2 separate regions of the Homo sapiens genome follow, and region 1 is linked to region 2. The links are chromatin contacts, found by POLR2A ChIA-PET in ENCODE. All regions are on one chromosome and are shown on one strand. The core of a region is the stretch at or near the end of the contact, and the rest is flanking DNA. Distances in the headings are between cores, read along the strand shown. Region 1 has its middle 55 kb from the start of SLC4A4. Region 2 overlaps MOB1B (MOB kinase activator 1B).

Region 1 (5,418 bases), core at 574-3,073, 200 kb after region 2:
GGTGGGAATGTAAATGAGTTCAGCCATTGTGGAAAGCAGTTTGGCAATTTCTTAAAGAACTCAAAATGGCATTACCATTCGACCCAGTAATCCCATTATTGAGTGTATGCCCAAAGGAATATAAATTGTTCTACCATAAAGACACACATCACATGTATGTTCATTGCAGCACTACTCACAATAGCAAAGATATGGAATCAACCCAAATGCCCATCAGTGATAGACTGAATAAAGAAAATGTGGTACATATACATCATGGAATACCATGCACCAAAAAAAAAAAAAAAAAAAAAAAAGAATGAGATCATGTCCTCTGTAGCAACACAGATGGAGCTGGAGGTCATTATCCTAAGTAAACTAACACAGGAACAGAAAACCAAATATTGCCTGTTCTCACTTATAAGTAGGAGCTAAACATTGCGTACACGTGGACACAAAGAAGAGAAAAACAGACACTAGAGCCTACTTGAGGATAGAGGGAGGAAGGAGGGTGAGGATTAAAAAACTACCTATGGGGTACCATGCTTATTACCTGGGTGATGAAGTAATCTGTACACCAAACCCTTGTGACATGCCATTTACCTATATGACAAACCTGCACATGTACCCTTAAACCTAAAATAAAAGTTAAAAATGAATCCTCTTATCCGTCTTCAGGGACCTGTGCTTCAAAGACTCCTCTGACCTCTTCAATTGCCAGAGTTCTCTTGTAATGTTAATTATTTTTTTTTTTAAGAGATGAGATCTTGCGCTATTGCTTGGGTGGGGGTGCAGTAGCACAATCATAGTTCACTGCACTCTCAAACTCCTGAAGTTAAGCAATTCTACCACCTCAGCCTCCTGAATAGCTGGAACTACAGGCATGTGCCTCCATGCTGGCTAATTAATTTTGTTTTTTAAATTTTGTAGAGAAGGGGGTCTCACTTTTTTGCCCAGGCTGGTCTTCAACTCCTGGCTTCAAGCAATTCTCCCACCTCGGCCTCCCAAAGTGCTTAGATTACAAGCATGAGCCACAGTGCCTGGCCTCATTTTGTTAAATGAATGTCACTTACTATTTTCAATATGCTCTTAGCACTTAGTGATATCATACTTATTTTGTTAAATGAGTGTCACTTACTATTTTCAATATGCTCTTAGCATTAAGTGATATCATACTTTGAAGCATCTCTTTTATTGTATTATTTGTTGTAATGCGTATGTATCTTATTTTTGCAGCTTCTCAAAGGCAAACCTCGCTCATATACTTTTGTATCCCTCACTGCACCTAACATAAGTCTATGCAAATAGTAGATCCTCTGTGAAGATTTGTGGAATCAATACCTTTTTAGGAAAACTCAAGCTGAGGGGAGATATCTTTGTAGTTGAGAGAGCTCTCTGTGAGAGGAGGTTGTGTGAAGGCAGTCATGGTGACAGCCTTTTCTTTCCAGTGACACAGTGGGAGGAAAGTTCTCCCCTGTACACATCTATCCCGTGCTGAGAATGTAATCCCCATGATGAATATCAAGTGAGTGATACATGCTAGAATCTCAAACTATGACACTAAAGGGAAAGAATGACGAGATAATTTTGTCTTCTCAACCACTGACTTTTCTGCCTTATTCATCATGAGATCATGTTCACTAACAACGGCGGATGGGAGAGTGGGGATCTGTCTGTCCATCTCATACTAGTTTGGCATCTCTGTAGAAAGAAAAATTGACAGAAAAAGCAACTGTTTCCTTTTTAAGCATCCTTCTGTTTGCTCCTTTCTGTTTTGTCTGTTTCTGAAGTGCACTTTCGCCGTCCCTCTAAAGATGTTGGTTCTTTTATAACAGCAGAGGTCCTCCTTGCTCAGCAGTCCTCCAGGATCAAGAAACTACTCATCCTAAAAGCTCGAGATCACTGGGAACTGCGTGACTTAAACAGATGATTAAAGACCCATTGTCTGTGCTGTAGCTGGGTTTATGATGCCTTTTCATCACGACACCTGCCAACATTTCAAGGTTCTAATTAGCTGCCAATCAGGGTAAAAAGCTCAGAATAAGCAGCATTGTGCCTGGAATTACTATGTGGAAGTATATGCAAATTACTTGGGTTAAAGATAAAGAATCTGCACTTTAGAGAATGAAAAGCTGTATTAATCTAGGATTATTAAACATTGGTAAATGCATTATTGACCTTGTCATGATGCCAGATTGTGATCAAGAGCCATCCCAGATTTTCTGGACAGTGGTAAAACATGCTGGCTCTGGCCTGGCTAGTTCCATTTGAATAGCAGGGAGCAGAAAACCAAAGCCTATACTAATCTGAGTGTGTCTGGAGTCCCGAGCCCATGAGATCGGGACAAGCTCTACCCTGTGCCACCCACATTTTCCCATCTGTATCCATCTCCCACTGTGTTATCAGACACTCCAGATGGAGCTTCCTGTACCATTGTTAATTATTATTATTATTTTTTTCTGTTCACCCATAATGTCTCTGAATCTACTGGCACTGCAACTGTTGTCTTTGTTGGAAAGAAATGATAGCCTTCCAAAATGGTGATGACGGCATATCTTTGTGAGCTTTTAGGAGCAATGTGCATACTATTTAAGTTTTAAAAAATAATAATTTTGTCCTGACACTTTAAAAAAGTGAATTTCTTTATAATTAGTTCCAGTGTTTAGGATTGCTTTAAAAATCACTAGTGTTTTTTCCTTTAAACAAGAAGAAAAGATTCAGCTTGTTTTTCTTGTTTGGTATTTTTTTTTGGATGAAAAGCACTATAGAAATGTAAGCTATTATTAATCCACCCCTTCTCCAGACACATGTTGACGGGGGCTCTAAAATGTATATCAGCTAACGGCATGTCTCAGCTCAAAGAAAGCTGCAAAATTATCTTGAAGCATGTTCTTCGAATTTGCCCAAAGCCTGTCTATTTCCATGGAAATAGAAGTGGCATCCTGCAGCTGAGGCTGCTGTTGGTTTTAGCAGTTACAGCAGGTTTAGCTGGATGGATACTACCTCCTGGACAATACTTAATGCTTTTTCCTAAGTGTTTTTTATAGCAAGGGTAGGGAATGAGTTAAATTGTGCCTGGATACAGAGGGACAGACAGAGAGATCTTGTAGATTTCCTCCAAAGCCTTGCATATTATAATAAGATCTTGATGACTATTACTTCTGTTGCAACTGCCTGCTTACTGGTATTGCATAGTAAGATGAAGAAAAAAATCATCATGTTTTGCCCAACAGCTTTACCAGCTGTGTGCCTAGTTGGAATTTTCTAAGTAATACTTCCTTTTCCACTATTGGCCACAGCTAGTGTTAACTGACCCTAAGCAATCCAGTAATCAAAGTCTCTGTTATCATTGTCCTCTTTGGGATATTAAGTACATGCATGTGTGTATCACTGTGTTGGGCACTGCATAGGCCAGACAGAGACAGCTAAAGGCCACTCCAATGCAGTGAACATGTGGAGGACATGGTGGGAACTAGCAAGCCCCTAACACGATAGGAGTTGACAAGCCTACAGACTTGCACTGAATGCCAATTAATGTAAGTGCATTTGATGAATTACCATTTTTTTTTTAACCAGGGTGAGATTTGTAGAAATTTGTGCAAATTTGGAAAATTTTTATTGTAATTTGGAAATGAGTGATAGCACTGAGTCCTTCTTAGTTTCGTATCCCTGAACCCCTCTAGAAGAATTGTAGGAGCCTTAGGTTGTTAACATGGGAACCATTAAGACATCTTCTTAAGGTCTCACTTGGATCCTATTTCCTGAATAGCTCTGTGAGGCTAAGCTTTACCGTATGTTTTAGTTATCTGTTCACCATGAAACTCTGGTTTAAACAACAATCATTTGTTTGCTTATGATTATCTAATTTGGCTATGACTCAGCAAGGACAGTGTGATTCTGTCCTATGTGGTATTAACTTCCAAGATGGCTGGCTCACATAGTTGGCAAATTGGAACTCAGCTGCGGGAGTCAGCCAAGGGTGCCTTGGTTGGCAGGATTCCCAGGTTCTTCTCTGTGTGGCCAGCGTGGGCTTCCTTACAGCAAAGTGGTCCAGGGTAGTCGTATTCCTTACATTATGGCTGCCTTCCTCCAGAGTGCAAACGCAGAAGTCCCAGGCCTTTTTTAGGCTAGTCTTGGAACTAGCACAGCATCACTTCTGCCAGGTCACAAGGGTGGCTCACTTTCAAGGAGAGGGACTCCATAGATGTGAGTCCTAGGAAGTGTGACTCATTGGGGGCTATTGATGTAATCATCTCCCAGTTTGGTTTCCTGATTCTTATGGCTGTCGCTGCCCTGATACCGAACTTGGCACCCCCGTTGCTCAAAGTCTTAGGGACCTGCCCTACTCTTTCTAGAACTTTCAAGGACTGAAACTCTTCTTTTCAGGCTTTGTCCTCTTGGTAGCTATCAAATACCTTGCTCTGTCTTGCTGGCACAACCATTGATTTCCCCATGAAGTTTTCTGGAGGCTGTCCTAGGCCTTTACTATGCTCCTGGCTTGCAAACAGAGTCCTGAATGCATTGAGGTATACGGGATGGTGTGCCAAGGAGGTGGGGAACTGTGAGACATATACATGAATCATCTTACCCCAAAGTTGATTTTACCTGAAAATAAAGATTTTCAAAATTCTCATTTCAATCATTATATTTTTATATGAATTAACGTGGTTATATTATGAAATAAAATATGAGGTTCTATTGAATTTTCAAGATAAAACACAAGGCTTCAAGAATATTTAAAGCTTAGTCAGGCTGCTTGAAGCTATACTCCCAGATTCCTGGGCCAGGGGTATATTCTCCCATGTCACTGCTGGCCTGTTCAGTTTTTGTATCAGAAACTCTCCTACTGGTCTTGCTTATCATGCCATCCATCCATGTCCAGATTAGCCTATACTGTGGCCTTGGCCTTGGTGATAGTGCTTATAAGGCTTGTTGTCTACACCAGTTTTCCTGTAAAGGGAGAAAGCTCTTTGGTGAAGGAGGAGGAAATGTACATTGTTTCTGTATCCTCATTCTGGGACTCAAATCTTGTTCTAAACTTTGCTCCATTAAAACCAGACCCTCCTACTTGCTCTGTGTACTTCTCTTGCCACTTGCTTTTCTAGCCTTTCAATATCACTGAATACTAGAGTGTATTGCTCCGAATAGAAGCCCCAGAGGCCAGGGATTCCCTCCTCTGTTGCTGTCTTTAGCATGGCTGAGGGCCTCAGTAGCGCTGAGCTTTGGCAATTGCTCATTTCTAATTATCTGGTCTTTTGCAAAGTCCACAAGGCTGTACTAGTCCACAGGCTGAGTCTGTTACTGTGGACCCCAGTCCTACTTCTTCAATAGGGAAAGGGTAGTGTCTGGAGAGCTCAGTGCTGAATTTTAGGTAGGATGTTGGGAGTGCCAGCAAGCTTTGCCTCCTCTGTGCAGTTAAGAGCTGACCTTCAGCTCTAA
Region 2 (5,524 bases), core at 2,054-4,553:
AATATTTTGAGGTCTGCTGCAGTGACTTTGACTCTTCAGCCCTTTAAGTCCCAAAGTGGCTTAGACTCTTTAGCCCTTTAATCTTCATCAGTGTTTCATTTGGAAAATAGCAAGCCATCAAGAACCAACTATTTTTTTTTTAAATTATACTTTAAGTTCTAGGGTACACGAGCACAACGTGCAGTTTTGATACATAGGTATACATGTGCCGTGTTGGTTTGCTGCATCCATCAATTCATCATTTACATTAGGTATTTCTCCTAATGCTATCCCTCCCGAAGTCCCCCACCCACCAGCAGGCCACAGTGTGTGATATTCCCCGCCCTGTGTCCAGTTGATCTCATTGTTCATTTCCCATCTATGCATCTATGAGTGAGGACATGTGGTGTTTGGTTTTCTGTCCTTGTGATAGTTTGCTGAGAATGATGTCTTCCAGCTTCATCCATGTACCTGCAAAGGACATGAACTCATCCTCTTTTATGGCTGCATAGTATTCCATGGTGTATATGTGCCACAATTTCTTAATCCAGTCTATCATTGATGGACATTTGGGTTGAAGAACCAACATTTTTTAAAAATTATATTTCTAATTATAGTTAGAACCAAACTATACAAAAAAACTACAATTTTAAACAGCTAGACATTTGGGAACCAAAATTTGCTTTAGTTGAGCTCTATTGATTTTATTTTATTTTTATTTTATTTTTTTGAGATGGAGTCTTGCTCTGTAACTCAGGCCAGAGTGCAATGGCGCAATCTGGGCTCACTGCAACCTCCACCTCCTGGGTTCAAGTGATTCTCCTGCCTCAGCCTCCTGAGTAGCAGAGACTTACAGGTGTGTGCCCGGCTAATTTTTGTATTTTTAGTAGAGACGGGGTTTCACCATATTGGCCAGGCTGGTCTTGAACGCCTGACCTCTGGTGATCTGCCCTCCTCAGGCTCCCACAGTGCTGGGATTACGGGCATGAGCCACCATGCCTGGTGAGCTTTATTGATTTTAGCTTTCTTTCAAGTGGGAATGTATTTGTAAGGTGTTGTCTAGGGATAACTATACTTGTTAGTGATGTCTTTGCCTTTTTTGATATCACTTAACATTAAGGAAGAAAAATACCACTGTCATTTTATGTAGCAGAAGAAAAACTGCTCTTGGTCCTCTGGTGACAGAAAGTACTCTCAGGATTGAGAGGATCAGTGTCTCTACATAACCATAATCCTTGAGAAGTTTGCTGTAGACTCTCAAAGTGTGGATCTTTGGCACCACCTAGGAGTATGTTTGAAATGCAGGATTTCGGGTCCTAATCATTGGATTATAATGCATTTTAATAAGATCCCTAGGTGATTTGAAAGCACCTTCCAAAGTGGATGCCTGTATATTTAATTTAAATGGTTTGAGATAAGGTGAATAAGAAAAATCCTTGGATTCAATATAACACCAGTTCTGTCTTTGAGAGATTCCCAATAAGGGAGCCTCAATGTAGATCCCCGTACTGTCCTTTCACACTTGCAATTATTTTCTTGTTTAATGTGTTTTTTTCTCCTTCTGGATTCTAAGTTTTCTCCTCCTGGACTGAGGGTTTGTTCATCATTTTATTTCCCAGCACATTAGGACATTGCTTAGCAAATATGTTTTCAATAATTTTCTTATTTGTGTGAGTGACAGGATCTCACTCTGTCACCGAAGCTGGAATGCAGTGGTATCTTCTCAGCTCACTGCAACCTCAACCTCCTGGGCTCGTGATTCTTCCACCTCAGCTTCCTGAGTAGCCGGGACTTTAGGTGTGTGCCACCATGCCTGGATAATTTTTGTATCTTTTGTAGAGACAGGGTTTTGCCATGTTGTCCAGGTGGTCTTGAACTCCTGGGCTCAAGCAGTCCGTCCACCTTGGCCTCCCAAGTGCTGGGATTACAGCCATTTTTTTTTTTTTTTTAATTAACTGAAGATTGTCATGGGAGAGAACAGTGGCCTATGAGTGAGGAAATCCGAGATTCAGAGTCTTTGGTCTGTCACTAGCTATGTGACCTTGGGCAGATGACTTAATTTCTTAGTTTCTATTTCCTCTGCCTACTGGAGGGTAACGAATGCTTCTTCCATTGGGTTAATGTGAGACTTGAATGACAGAATGTATATGAAAGCTTTTCATAAACCAGAGTCCTGTATAAACACTGTCATTATCTCCACTCATGAAATTCCCAAGCCCAGTGTATAAACTGTTTGTGCATTCCAGTTTTTTGTTTAGCTGTCTTACAAATGTATGGCATTATTGCATAATAAAATGAACATTTATTGAACACCTCCTGTGTGTAAAAGCGAAGTGTTAGGTGCTTGCTGGTGGTGGGAGGAGAAAGGAAGGGGTTTAGAAATAAACAAGATGTGCCGGGCGCAGTGGCTCACGCCTGTAATCCCAGCATTTTGGGAGGTGGATCATGAGGTCAGGAGATCGAGACCATCCTGGCTAACACGGTGAAACCCCGTCTCTACTAAAAATACAAAAAAATTAGCCGGGCGTGGTGGTGGGCGCCTGTAGTCCCATCTACTTGGGAGGCTGAGGCAGGAGAATGGCGCAAACTCAGGAGGTGGAGCTTACAGTGAGCCGAGATTGTGACACTGCACTCCGGCCTGGGCAACAGAGCAAGACTCCGTCTCAAAAAAGAAAAAAAAAAAAAGAAATAAGATGCGGTCTCTGTCCTCAAGAATCTTAGCACTGGAGACCAGCGTGTTACATAGATGTGCTCCTTAATGGTTGTTTTAAACTCTCAGTTCCAAGTCCACTGGCTAATGATGGTTAAAGACCCTTGCACTGCAAGATATTGCATTGAGTATACAAACTTTCTTGGGTGTATGTGTGAAATAATTGCAGTCTGTGTTCATCAAAAATTAGGAATATAAAGAAAAAAATTGCTGTCAGCCAGGCGCAGTGGCTCATGCCTGTAATCCCAGCACTTTGGGAGGCTAAGGTGGGCAGATCATCTGAGATCAGGAGTTCGAGACCAGCCTGGCCAACATGATGAAACCCCCGTCTCTACTAAAAATACAATAATTAGCCAGGCATGGTGGCACTCGCCTGTAATCCCAGCTACTTGGGAGGCTGAGGCAGGAGAATCGCTTGAACCTGGGAGGCGGAGGTTGCAGTGAGCTGAGATCATGCCACTGTACCCCAGCCTGGGCAACAGAGTGAGAATCTGTCTCAAAAAAAAAAAAATTGCCGTCAATACCACAGTTATAAATATGTGTAGTGCATTCACCTATTCAAAACAGCAAGAATTTTGCCGAATTGAGCTTCCGGTTTTTAGTCAGATGCTGTTTTTATTGTGTGGATGCGGGGGCCTCCCCTGCTTGTTCTTGGCATTGCTGCCACTGCTGTTCCACTTTAGCATCTTGGTTTTTAACATGGAGGGGAAGTGGTAGGAATCCTTCGGTGCACTCGCTTCCTGTAGTTCACTTGGGCATTTCAGGTAGATATTGGAATGGGCTGGAAGTGGTCTGCAAAACTCCAAGGCATAGAAGGCCTCCCTGAGATGTTTGCTTACCACTCCAGCCTCATCCGTGCCTTCCTGCTCTAACATCCCTCCCCCACAGTGTTCAGTGATTTTATTTGCATTTCTCTCAACCTGCTTTGCTCCATCTTTCTGCCTTTGTAAATGCCGTTCCTGTTATTCTGGCTGTTATTCTTCTCCTCCCCACCCCCATTTCTTTAGCTCAGGAGCCAACTTTTTCCCTGGCCTGTGCCCCCTTCCCAGTTTGTTAGATACCATTTCAGTGCCCTTTATAGTCCTTATCATAGTCCTTTCCAAAAAGACATTGTACTCCACCCACTGTCATGTGTATGATCTCTTTGAAGATGGGGCATTTTCAAAAAATGTTTGTTTTAAATCTCTACCACCTAGCATAGTGCCTCTTAGTAACAATTTTTTTTCCTGACTAATCAATGACATTTTCAAGAATTTTGTTTTTTTTTTTTTTGAGATGGAGTCTTGCTGTGTCACCTAGGCTGGAATGCAGTAGTGTGATCTCGGCCCACTGCACCCTCTGCCTCCCGGGTTCAAGCGATTCTCCTGCTTCAGCCTCTTGAGTAGCTGGGATTACAGGCGCGTGCCACCATGCCCGGCTAATTTTTTGTATTTTTAGTAGAGATGGAGTTTCACCATGTTGTTCAGGCTGGTCTCGAACTCTTGACCTCGTGATCCACCGCCTCAGCCTCCCAAAGTGCTGGAATTACAGGTATGAGCCACCACACGTGGCCTGACATTTTCAAGAATTTCATCACGGGTGGTGAGAGTATGAGTGATTCTCCTCAGTCTGTTGTATGTTTTTCCATTGTAAAGATTTTAGGGAAAATATTAAAAGGTGGCTACTGTGCACAGAAGAGTTTAGAATACCTATTTATTGGATTTTTATAATAAAAAAACTTTTTTTTAATAGACACGGGGTCTTGCTATGTTACCTAGGCTTGTCTTGAACTCCTAGGTTCAAGTGATCCTCCCACCTTGGCCTCCCAAAATGCCGATATTACTGGCGTGAGCCCCTGCACTCAGCCTTATTTATTGTATCTTTATCACATAGTTTTGTAGAGACCTTCTTTACAGGATTGTCATATACCAGGCACAAGTTTCCTATTTTCCAATGTGCCCTGTAAATTGTGTTCCCTCTACCAGGGAATGAGAGTGCTCATTTCCCTGCATTCCCACTATCATTGCATCATTAAGAAAAAGAGTCATGAAAGCTTCTTGGACTTTTAAAATTAATGCCAAATAAACAAGATAATAGTAAAGGTACTTCCAAATAATTTCTGTCCCCTGTATTTCTTTTCTTCTTTTTCTTTTCTTTCTTTCTTTTTTTTTTTTTTTTTTGAGACAATCTTGCTGTCACCCAGGCTGGAGTGCAGTGGCGTGATCTTGGCCCACTGCAAGCTCCACCTCCCAGGTTCAAGTGTTTCTCCTGCATTAGCCTCCCAAGTAACTGGGATTACAAGTGTGTGCCACCACGCCCGGCTAATTTTTGTGTTCTTAGTAGACAAGGGATTTTCCCATGTTGGCCAGGCTGATCTCCAACTCCTGACCTCAAGTGATCTGCCCACCTTGGCCTCCCGAAGGATTACAGGTGTGAGCCACTGCATCTGGCCAATTTAATTTTATTATTTTATTTTTGGAGATAAGGTCTTGCTCTGTGGCTGAGTCTGTAGCACAGTGGCCCAACAACTGCTTATTGTGGCCTCCACCTCCTGGGCTCAGATGATCCTCTTACCTCAGCCTCCTGAGTAGCTGGGACCACAGGTACACGTCACCACACCAAGCTAATTTTTTTTTTTTTTTTGAGATGGAGTCTCACTCTGTCGCCCAGGCTGGAGTGCAGTGGCGCGATCTTGGCTCACTGCAAGCTCCGCCTCCTGGGTTTACGCCATTCTCCTGCCTCAGCCTCCCGAGTAGCTGGGACTACAGGCACCCGCCACTGCGCCCAGCTAATTTTTTGTATTTTTAGTAGAGACGGGGTTTCGCCGTGGTCTCGATCTCCTGACCTTGTGATCCG

Evidence for each region. ChIA-PET counts read pairs that join two places held with the same protein, here RNA polymerase II (POLR2A).
Region 1: POLR2A ChIA-PET joins it to region 2 with 12 read pairs in naive thymus-derived CD4-positive, alpha-beta T cell. The contact joins two enhancer-like sites. POLR2A ChIA-PET finds 5 or more read pairs at or near these places in 3 of 52 experiments (BJ, Panc1 and naive thymus-derived CD4-positive, alpha-beta T cell).

What each region holds. Positions count from the first base shown.
Region 1 is chr4:71,129,513-71,134,930 of GRCh38, forward strand. It overlaps a transcript of SLC4A4 not described here. Among named protein-coding and RNA genes, the nearest start is that of SLC4A4, 55 kb to the right of the region's middle. Within about 2 kb of position 1,824, at least 2 of the 41 ENCODE cell types and tissues checked have a DNase peak (open chromatin) inside an H3K27ac peak, as active enhancers do.
Region 2 is chr4:70,924,353-70,929,876 of GRCh38, forward strand. All of the region lies in intron 1 of MOB1B (MOB kinase activator 1B), which reads left to right. Among named protein-coding and RNA genes, the nearest start is that of MOB1B, 25 kb to the left of the region's middle. Within about 2 kb of position 3,304, at least 3 of the 41 ENCODE cell types and tissues checked have a DNase peak (open chromatin) inside an H3K27ac peak, as active enhancers do.